2 separate regions of the Homo sapiens genome follow, and region 1 is linked to region 2. A link is a loop called in an ENCODE intact Hi-C map of the cell type or tissue named here. Cell type or tissue: Calu3. All regions are shown on one strand. Links, peaks and the distances in the headings refer to the core of each region. The heading gives the core; the rest is flanking DNA.

What was found. Peaks named below come from ENCODE experiments on the same cell type or tissue, not always from the same donor. Only the 100,000 strongest peaks of a DNase experiment are listed, where the experiment ranks them.
Region 1: it touches region 2 in a loop (2.6-fold over the local background); 8 of 110 quality-filtered maps call a loop at or near these places.

The regions. Positions count from the first base shown.
Region 1 is chr3:108,469,688-108,475,073 of GRCh38, reverse strand. MYH15 (myosin heavy chain 15) reads left to right here. Exons shown (of 41, transcript NM_014981.3): 13 at 4,227-4,376; 14 at 4,862-5,032. Among named protein-coding and RNA genes, the nearest start is that of MYH15, 38 kb to the left of the region's middle. In Calu3, for the core only: no CTCF peak of the experiment used is centred there; a DNase peak (open chromatin) is centred at 2,683.
Region 2 is chr3:108,409,328-108,414,713 of GRCh38, reverse strand. It overlaps MYH15 (myosin heavy chain 15), which reads left to right. Exons shown (of 41, transcript NM_014981.3): 30 at 286-482; 31 at 3,782-4,131. Among named protein-coding and RNA genes, the nearest start is that of MYH15, 99 kb to the left of the region's middle. In Calu3, for the core only: no CTCF peak of the experiment used is centred there; a DNase peak (open chromatin) is centred at 2,173.

The sequences.
Region 1 (5,386 bases), core at 134-5,133, 60 kb before region 2:
TTTAAAACATTTAAATGACTGATCAAAATCAATTTATTAATTTAGCTTACTCTATAAATGGATAATTCTACCTCTACTATAATACTAACTATACTATATTGAAATAATCTGCTTAGATTTTTGTCTTCTAACCTCTTTGAAGCATGAACTGTGTCTAATTCATCTTAGTACTCCAAGCATCTAAAACAATGCCCTGTAAGCCGTAAGTGCTCCACGCATGTTAAAATAGACTACATTGAGCTAAACTTGAATCACGATCAGCAGGACACATAACTGAGCTATTTCTTGGCAGGGGGTTAGAGTTGTTCAGCAGTTTCATACCTTCTTAGACATTCACCACAACATGCATGCATGACATGCTATGTTTATAGAACAGGGTTTTTCTCTGTATAAAACTAATGAGCCCAAATAGCAAGAAGAGCAGATTTGGAATGTTTCTAATATAAAGAAATGATCAGTGTTTGAGGTATAGATGTGCTGATAACCCTGATTTGATCATTACCACATTGTATACATGTATCAAAATATCATTCTGTACCTCATAAATATATATAATTATTTATCAATTAAAATAATAATAAAAACAAAAAAAAGCAAAAATAAAAAATAAAAAAAAAAATAAGGAGCCCCTAGGAGGGCTGAGAACAAGTCTTCAGCTCTCTAATATTGTGTTCTGAGGAATTAAAGACACAATATTATAGTAAGGACTCCAGCCTTTACTATAATAGGACCAGTGAAACAAGCTAATATATTATTATTCAACATTAAAATAAAAAATCCTCCTCCTCTCGCTCTCTCTCTCTCTCCTGGAGACATAGTAAGAAAGCATGCTCTAAGGCTTTTTTTTTTCCCTTAGGAATTTTTCTGATTTTATAGAGACAATTGCCATTGCTAAAAATAGAGACATGTATGCTCTGTTGATGACAATTGCAAAAGATGGGAAAAATTTTTGCAACGTTAACATTCTATACAAAATTTAGTTCTAGCTATAATGCTAACTAACTCTGATACCTTGGTTAATTGTCTTCATCTCTCTGAGCCCCACAGTGAAGTGGTTGAACAACTTTGTATTTCTCAATGGTAATTGGCATTTAAGATGGGACAGTTCTTTATGGATGAGAGTGTCCTGCACACTGTAGATGTTTGGGATTCCTGGCCCCCAGGTAACTGAATGCCAGTAGCATTCTTAGTCACTGTGACAACCAGAAAATGCCACTTGCATTTCTAAATGCATTCCTCCTTTGAGGAGATACCATCCCAAGGTGAAAGCTGCTATATATGACTATCAAGAACTAAGGATCTTCAGGTCTAGTATTTTATGATTCCATGATATTTCTAACTATGTCACCTAGAAATAAGTTACTTTATGATTAATAATAAAATAATAATAATGTCCACTGAGTACTAACTATAGGTGATGTACTAAGTGCTTTGTATGGATTATCTCATTTAATCGAATAACAAGCCTATGAAGTAGGTCTTGTTATTTCTATTTTACAGCTACAGATAGTGACCCTTAGAAAGATTAACCACTCAAGGTGACACAACTAGTAAGTAAATACTGGGGTGAGGATGAGAAAGTGATAAAAGCAGAAAAGGGGTGGAAAAGGGAGGATTAACATTTATTGGATACTAAGCGTCAAATATGCTGTCAGTTTATATCCTCTGTCTCACTGGATATCTCACAACAACCCTGAGCTACACATATTTCATTATTATTATTTTACAGATGAGAAAGAGAGGGATCAACATAGTTAAAAATTTTGGCTGGGCACGGTGGCTCACGCCCATAATTCCAGCACTTTGGGAGGCCGAGGCGGGTGGATCACCTGAGGTCAGGAGTTTGAGACCAGCCTGGCCAACATGGTGAAACCTTGTCTCTACTAAAAATACAAAAAATTAGCCGGGCATTGTGGTGTGTGCTTGTAATCCCAGCCACTTGGGAGGCTGAGGCAAGAGAATCGTTTGAACCTTGGAGGCGGAGGTTGCAGTGAGCTGAGATCGTGCCATTGTACTCCAGCCTGGGCAACAGAGCAACACTCTGTCTCAAAAACAAACAAAAAAGATTAACTATTTGACTTTGTTATTTTTTTTCTGTTGTTGTTTTCTATATGCACTATTGCCCCCCAGTAACCAAAGCCTTCTGTGAGGTTATTTTAAAAAGAGCTAAGAAATGGGTGCATTTAACCCTTGAAAAGTGGAAATATAGATTTAGCCACCTCATTTCCTCTCCATTGGACAGAAAATGATGAAAATGATTAATTAGTGAGCAACATATTGATCTGTTTCATGAATTCATTCAGCAGACCTTTACCATCCATTTATCCTACTGCCTACATTTCCAGGCTTTCTTCTTGTGTTTCTCCACTACTTGCCACACCTGACCTAACAGTGTCTCTCCCACTCCCACTTCTCAAGTATTTAGGGAATTAAAAGGGGGTGAGCAAGTTAGTCATGTTCTTTTTAAAGTTTCAGAGTGACTGCTGTAGACAGAGTGATTTCTTCAGTGTTACAGAGGATGAAAATCATTCTTGATGCTTTATTTGTACGTGTGTGCTCTTGATGCTGATAATAAAAAACTGTGATGCCATCCGGCTTATGGATTACTGTGGAAATGACTCAAGATAACTGATCAGGGAGTGGGTGACTCATAACTAAATCACCACCAGACACCAACTGGCTCCTGCTGTGTGCTCTCTCCTGGGCAGAAGGATGGATGTGATAGGTCTATTTTAAATGTTAAGTGATTGGAGCACGTTCTGTTTCCAGGCTTGGAGAATGGCCAGCTAAAATTCTCCCTTCCTTGGAGTATGTCAGAAACCTGCTACTACAGCAGCGCTATTGGAGTTATGGAAGTAGGATCTGCATTTGTAGAGCATCATCCAGGCACAAAGGTTGGCGCTCTCCCCAGTAGGTTACTTTAGAACCTTTTCCACACCCCTCCAGGGAAGGAAAAGGCAGCCTCAGTTTTACAGCAGGAGAATCTGAGTCAGAATGATTCACAAATGGCTATTCTCTGTCCAGGTTGTTGAGAGCAAAACTGGGAACTAATATAATAAAGAGTTGGAAGCTAAGGCTAGGAAGATCCTTTAAGAGTGTTTTTCAGATGAAGATGTTGCTTTCCAGAAAGGTTAGATCACTTGCCAAAGGTTACACAATTTATAGCAGCTACAGCAGTGGCAGAACAAGGGTTAGGGATTATAAATTTCTAATGTACTATACCACTACTTTTCAAACTATTGTGCATAGTATTACAAATATTCTGAATCTTATTAAGATGGTAAGGAAGACTTCATTCAGGACTGCTGCAATAGATATATTGCAACAGGGGAGAGATACTGGGCTCAGCTGCAAGTAAAACAAGGATAAGTGGGGATTTACAGCCCAAGACCAGAAGGAGGGGATCAGTGGATGGAAAATTACTAACAGGGGGTAGGAGGATTTTTTTAAATTGACCTAACAGGATTCTTGCTAAAGGCAGGCCAAGAACATATACATCAAAGGTGAGGGATAAGGAATTTAATCAGAGATCAAGGGTGAGTGATTCAGCAGACTTCTTCCTGCAGCTGGGCTAGACAGGCTGAAGACAGGACAGGTAAGGTGGAGGCAAGGGGTCAGAGGATCCTCATTAAAGTTTGGTCAAGGAGAGAGTCTTTGTCAATAGGAATCAGCTGGGGATTGTTAGCTTACAGATTCTGATTCAGTAGGTCTGGGACTGGGCCTGAGAGTTTGCATTTTTAACAAACTCTTAGGTGGTGCTGCTGCTGGTCTTAGGATCACACTTTGAATAGCAAGGCTTTGGGACACATCACCACACCATACCCCGGGATAGTTAGTCCTTTAATAATAGGAACATGATTCCTCTCATCTGTGTTTTCATAAAGAGGCACCAGGCTAGCTTACTCCTTTCTCCTACCCATCTCCTTTCCTCCTTTTTCTTCCCTTCCTCTCCCCTTCATTTTCCCCCTCCCTCCCTCCCTTCTTTCCTTCCTTCCTTCCTCCCTCCCTCCCTTCCTTCCTCTTTCTCCTTTTCTTTCTTTCTTTCTTTTTCTCTCTCTCTCTCTTTCTTTTCTTCCTTTTCTCATTGTATTCAGCAGAATGTTGGAAGCACAGAAGGTCAATAAAGACATCCTAATTTGACTAGAAGGCAGTTGCTGATAGAGAATGCCCGGGATTAAAATGAACACTTCAGTCAGATGAAGGAGTGTTTTCAATGTGATTTCTAGGTAACCTGTGCTGTCGGTGCCCTGTCCAAGTCAATGTATGAAAGGATGTTTAAGTGGCTAGTGGCACGGATCAACAGGGCCCTGGATGCCAAGCTGTCAAGGCAGTTCTTCATTGGCATTCTTGACATCACTGGTTTTGAAATCCTTGAGGTAAGTGTATCTGGTAAGAAGGAAGTCAATGCATATTTATAAGAAGATTAGAAAACGTTACTTGAAGATGGGAAAATATGGTCAAAGCATGGGGATCATTCTATGCAAACCTTAAGGGCTACCTTGTTTGGAAAAGAGCTATAATTAATATCAATAATAATTATTGTTATACTTAATGGTATTAAGTATTTATTGATTTCTTAATTCTGGCTTACATAAAGGTAAATGGAGGTAAAGGAATTAATTATGATTTTAAATTTTAATACCATTAAGTGCTATATTATTGTAATAATCTTTAGAAAATTGTACTTAATGATATTACAATTCAAAATTACAATTAATTAAGTTAATTGAGCATTTGTTACTTGTTGGGTCTATTTCTGATCATATAATAATGGTTATGGTTTTTTCTTTACTGGACATTCTTGAAAGTGGACCTCAATTTTATTTTTATCTCTTCTTCTTACCTATTCATATCCTTGAAGTATAATAGCCTTGAGCAACTTTGCATTAATTTTACCAATGAAAAATTACAACAATTCTTCAATTGGCACATGTTTGTTCTGGAGCAAGAGGAATATAAGAAAGAAAGCATTGAATGGGTGTCTATTGGCTTTGGTCTGGATTTGCAAGCTTGCATAGATCTCATTGAGAAGGTAATATATGTTTTTCTCTTTGTCCATTTTCATTTCGGGAGAATTGTCCCTGCCTGCTATGTTGATCCATGTCAGGACTTAGGCCCTATCAGAGGATGGGAAATGGGGGCGGAAAGCCCTGCACATTTTATCTTAATGGTGTTTGTGTGCATCACCTGTGGCATCCAAACGAAACTCTCTTGTCAGTTGCCCCACTCCATCATCTCTAATGCAGGCTTTCACTGCACATTTGATGCTAATGCATGGCCTCCACTGTTAACGTGAGCGGAAACTTGTTGAGTTTAAAAATGGTCATGCTCTTGACTGGAAAAACACAGAGCTAAAAATATGAGCACTGTAGGGCCTAACTGATTA
Region 2 (5,386 bases), core at 145-5,144:
ATTCTCCACTATTTCTAGAATTCCAGGCCTGTCTAAGTCCACAGAGCCAAGCTGGCATTTCTCTAAATAGAATTCCCTTCCCTGTTTTAATGGCAGCAATTAGATACTATCTATCCTTTCTCTTGTCTCAAATTCTCTCCCTAGTGTTATCTTACTAGGTTCAGGTTCGGCTTGAATTTGTGGCAGGTTGTTATTAATCTTACCTAAAAAAAAAATTAGCTTACTTTCAAGACTTGTGTTGCTCATGGTGGTCATGACCTTTTTGTTAATGTGTGTCCCCTACAGTCCCAGAGTGCCCTGGCCCATGCCCTGCAGAAGGCTCAGCGTGACTGTGACCTTCTACGAGAGCAGTATGAGGAAGAACAAGAGGTCAAGGCTGAGCTGCACCGGACCTTATCCAAAGTCAATGCTGAAATGGTGCAATGGAGAATGAAGTATGAAAACAATGTCATCCAGAGAACAGAAGACTTGGAGGATGCCAAGTGAGTAGGGCAAGGCTATCCTTAACCTGGAGTTACTCACATGGAGCAGTATGAGAATAATGACTCTGTCTCCAAGGCCTCATGGTATGCACTTAACAAATCCTTGCCGAGTGCAGGAACAAGCCCAAAACCAAAGCTGAAACGTGCACTGCTGGTAAGAAGCACACTCTGTAGAGGGACTAAAAATATAAAAAGTATAATACAAAGTGACAGAGACTATAAAGAGGTCCTGGGGAGAGAAAGGAGGCTCTTTCTAGGGGCACAAGGGAAGTTTTCATAAAAGATGTGACTTTGAGCCGTGGTGTGAAAATAGGCTATCGTTTAAAACCCTGTATTTCATTTGTAACGCCATAATAATTGAGTCCATGTGTGTACGTGTCTCCATCAAAGTCGTTGTGTCCCTGGTCTACAACTTGTAGACTACAAAGTAGTCTGTGAAGATGGACAGGGAAGCTGGAAAAAAATGTTAGGATCTGTCGTCATGTCTTCTAGGACAAAGGTTGCTTTGAAAAGAAATCATCCCCAGGCCACCCCTAAGATTAGAATATCAATTTTATAGCCATTTCTATGTAAAGGTTTTAAAAGTTTTTAGGAGTTACACAAGTTTGGGGCACAGCTGAATTGAGACTCAGTACCAGGGTATAGAACTGAAGCATTTTGCTTAGAGGCCAGGAAACTGTACCTTTAAGAGAAATTGTCAAACCCCAGCTTATAATCATTCAAGGTTTACTCAAAAGAATGTGTCCCTGGCTTGGTAGCTTGGCAAAAATCCAGGGAAGATCAATACATTTCTCTTTAGCTTCAACCAGAAATAATGTTTTTCAGTTCTTCACCTAAATCTTTGAGAGGCATTGCTGTGCAATTGCTGAACAGCTGCTGTGTTTTGTCCCAGAAGGGGTACCAAGTGATCCATCTCTGTACCCACAGTAACTTAAAAAGGGCTTTAGAATGACAGATACTAAAAATACCTGCAGTAGATGTTTTATCAAAACTCTGGACCACAGAAAGTTTTGGCTTTGAACTGAGATGCCCTCTTATATCCAAATATGGTATTTACTTCTGAAGTAAGATTTTTCCCCCTTCTAATGATTGAAGAATTCAGGTGAAATTGCCTATCTATCATTCTGTTTGATGGTTTCTTTTGGGATTGGGTAGGAAAGAGCAAAAGAATATAGATTACTTTATGACCACATGGGTTTGTTGGAACTAGTTCTGTAGTATGTAATAACTAAAGAAAATAAAGGGCAAACATGGTACTCTGTGAAGACAATTTTTTACTTTCAAATTGGTGGGACATAGAATAAATAAAACTTTGTCTGTATTATGCTTTTCCTCTAAATCACCTCAGGGAGGTAGGCAGCTACAAAACAATCTAGGGTCCTGGTTTCTTTTGTTATTATTAAAGTTAAAGATTTGCCTGCTTTGATTTCCAGGCTGGGGTTCAAATGATGAGTTAGTTTAGCAGACTCAAGCTTATCTAAGACCCATTGTACTGCTTCTGAATTCTAAGTTCCCCAAGGATAAGGATTTAGTTTCTTAATTTCCAATATCCCTTTACATATTCGAGATAACTAAGTAGGTGCTTATGGTTGGCAAGTTAAGGAGCAAAATAGTAGTTGATATTAAACGTAGAACAAAGTTATTGGTAAAACAAGGGTAACCAGTTTGTCCAGTTTGCCCTGGATGTTTCCTGTTTTAGCTTTGAAAGTCTCATGTCCTGGTGTATTAGTCTGTTCTCACACTGCTAATAAAGACATACCCAAGACTGGGTAATTTATAATGGAAAGAGATTTAATTGACTCACAGTTCACCATGGCTGGGGCGACCTCAGGAAACTTACAATCCTGGTGGAAGGGGAAGCAAATAGGTCCTTCTTCACATGGTGGCAGGAAGAGAAGTGAGTGAATAAAAAAGGGGAAAGCCCCTTATAAAACCATCAGATCTCATGAGAACTTACTCGCTGTCATGAGAACAACATGAAGGTTACCGCCTCGATGATTAAATTACCTCCCACTAGTCCCTCCCATGACATGTGGGGATTATGGGAACTACAAGATGAGATTTTGGTGGGGACACAGCCAAACCATATCACCTGGTGAAACCCCTCAGTCCCAGGCAGTCCAGTATGATCAGTCACCCAAAGTGAAACTCCTATTTTATCAACAAGCATTTCTAAAGTAGTTAAAATATATGTAATTATTTCACTTGACTCCTACTGCCTTAAGTCAGGTAAAGCATCAGAATATCCTCTTAACGTTTAAGAAACATGAAGCAGAAAAGTGAAGTGAGTATGGCTAGGAAGCCGGGGGCAGAGTGTTGTTAGAGCCTAGATGCTTCCTGGATCCTGAGCACATAGGGGTTTTTGCAGGATTCCACCAAAAGGGGACTTTATTACCACATTCCTCTGTTGGGCTAGTTATGCAGTCCTATTAATTCCGGAGAACCTTTTTTTCTGTTTAATAGCAGTAGATGAGAAAAAGCTTTGGTACATACAGTACTTTTCATCTAAGAAGTATAATGAATGAGTAAGAATGGGACTGCCAGCAACCCTGCAGGAGATGTAAGAAACAGAACACATTTCATCCATTAGAATTCCTAATAGTAGCATATTACGGGGGTGGTGGAGAAAGAAGCACTGTAATAAATTACTCCATCTCAGAGATGCCCAAGGAACAGCAGATGGGGGCTAAAAAACCCCATAAGAACAGTAGGACCTGTTAAGTGAGCATAATGAGATGGGTTTGGGAATATAAATCTGGAGAGAGGAGCTGAGGTGGAGAACAAACTCGGAGAGAAGAAAGAATTGTGTCATGTTGAGGAGCCACATGATGAGAGAAAATAAGCAGGAAAAAGCAAGAGAGTGTTCTTTAGAAGCAACACAGCCAAGGAGCTCTTTAGTGACTACATATGGCTACAGATTTGTAAGGTGCTTACTGTTGGTAGGGTGTTCAGTACAATCTTCCTTTTCTCCCCCTTCTTAGGAAATAATCAAGTCAGTATTGCTTATTAGAGCTTTAGGATAAGCAAATATTTGTAGGAATTCAAAGAGATTCTGAGTTCCAAGTGCAGGTTGGCAAAGGGGGAAAATAAAGACCCCATGCACACAGGAGGCAGAGGATGGTGGTCATAGACAGTGAGGTCACTTTCAGATAGGAGCTGCTGTTGCTTTATACCACTAAGTCCACTGCAGAGGCGCCATCTTACTTTGCACCCAAGCTCTATCTTTAATCCAGGGCAGACTTGATGAGCTCTCTGAGAGTTATTGCCTCACTCACTCTTTGGGTGTCCTCCTTTCTCAGGAAGGAACTGGCAATTAGATTGCAGGAGGCAGCCGAAGCCATGGGGGTGGCCAATGCCAGAAATGCCTCCTTGGAGAGAGCCAGGCACCAGCTGCAGCTGGAGCTCGGGGACGCCCTGTCTGACCTCGGGAAGGTCCGCTCTGCAGCAGCCAGGCTGGACCAGAAGCAGCTGCAGTCTGGCAAGGCCCTTGCCGACTGGAAGCAGAAGCACGAGGAGTCCCAGGCGTTGCTGGATGCCTCTCAGAAGGAAGTTCAGGCTCTCAGTACAGAGCTCCTCAAGCTCAAGAACACCTATGAGGAGAGCATCGTGGGCCAGGAGACACTCAGGAGGGAGAACAAGAACCTCCAAGGTACACCGAGCTGGGCTCAGAGCCAAAGCCAGAGCGGGTAGCTCAGGAAGAGCCCTGGCTACAGGCAAGGCTGTCTTCAGCATTTTCACATTCCCAACATGTTTTAACTTTTCAATTTTTATACTTCTGTTTGACTTATTTTTTTTTTACTTTAGATGCTGTTTGTATTAAATTAATTCTAAAAGTAAGACTAGTTTCCTACCTTTAACTTCAGTTCCCCTCTGTAAAGGAAGCCAGTGCTGAAAATTTCTTGATATCCACAACCGTACCAAGATTTTCCATGTGTGCTATACTCAAGTGTGTAGTTTTTACCCAAATTGCATATTGTTCTACACCTTTTTTTCATATATGAATATATTTCCCGATTTAATGAATATTTCTATAGCCCATACTACGTACCAGGCACTGTTTAACTATTTATTGTTAAATTTTCAGAATAGTCTAGTGTTAGTTTTCTCATCTGTAAAATGAAGGTTATATAGGTCATAAGTTGAGTAACTTGTTCAAATTCACATTTGATAAGTCGCAGATCTGGGATTTGAGCCCAGCCAGCACGGCTCCAGCATATACGCACTTAACTACTGAGCTGTGCAACCTTCCCACGTACCTTGTGGGTCTTTGCATGCCTGTACATGGAGACCTACCATAAGCTTTTTAATAGCTACATAGTGTTTTGTAATAAAGATGGCTATCATTTAACTAGACTTTATTCATTTTAGATCCAATTATTCACAAATATGAATAATCCTACATTATATATCCCTATACATGTATTTATGCACATGTAAAAATATTTCAGTAGAATGGATCCCTGGAAAAGAAATTGCTGGGGTAATGAAATGAATTTTTAAATTTTGATTTACTGCCAAACAGCCCTTCAAAGAGGCTGCCAACTTATCCCAGCACCAACAGCAATGTGCATGAAAACCCTGAGATGCCCTGGAAGCAAGTTCATTACTGTTGGAGGCGTAAATGAAGCTTACTTTCTGTTGACCTACATAGTCTATGATCAAGGCACTAGATGGAGACGTGACGGGTGCTAAAACAGTGGTTAGAAAACTTTAGCTACGTCCAAACCAGCTGGAGGGCTTGTTAAAGCACAGATGGCTGGGGCCCACCCCCAGAGTTTCTGACTCAGTAGGTCTGAAGGATTTGTATTTCTGACAGTTTTCCAGGTGAGGCCGGTGCTGCTGATCTGGGCACCACCTTTGGACTGGGGCGGGGTTTGAATATTGAGTGAGCTTTTTCCAAAGCT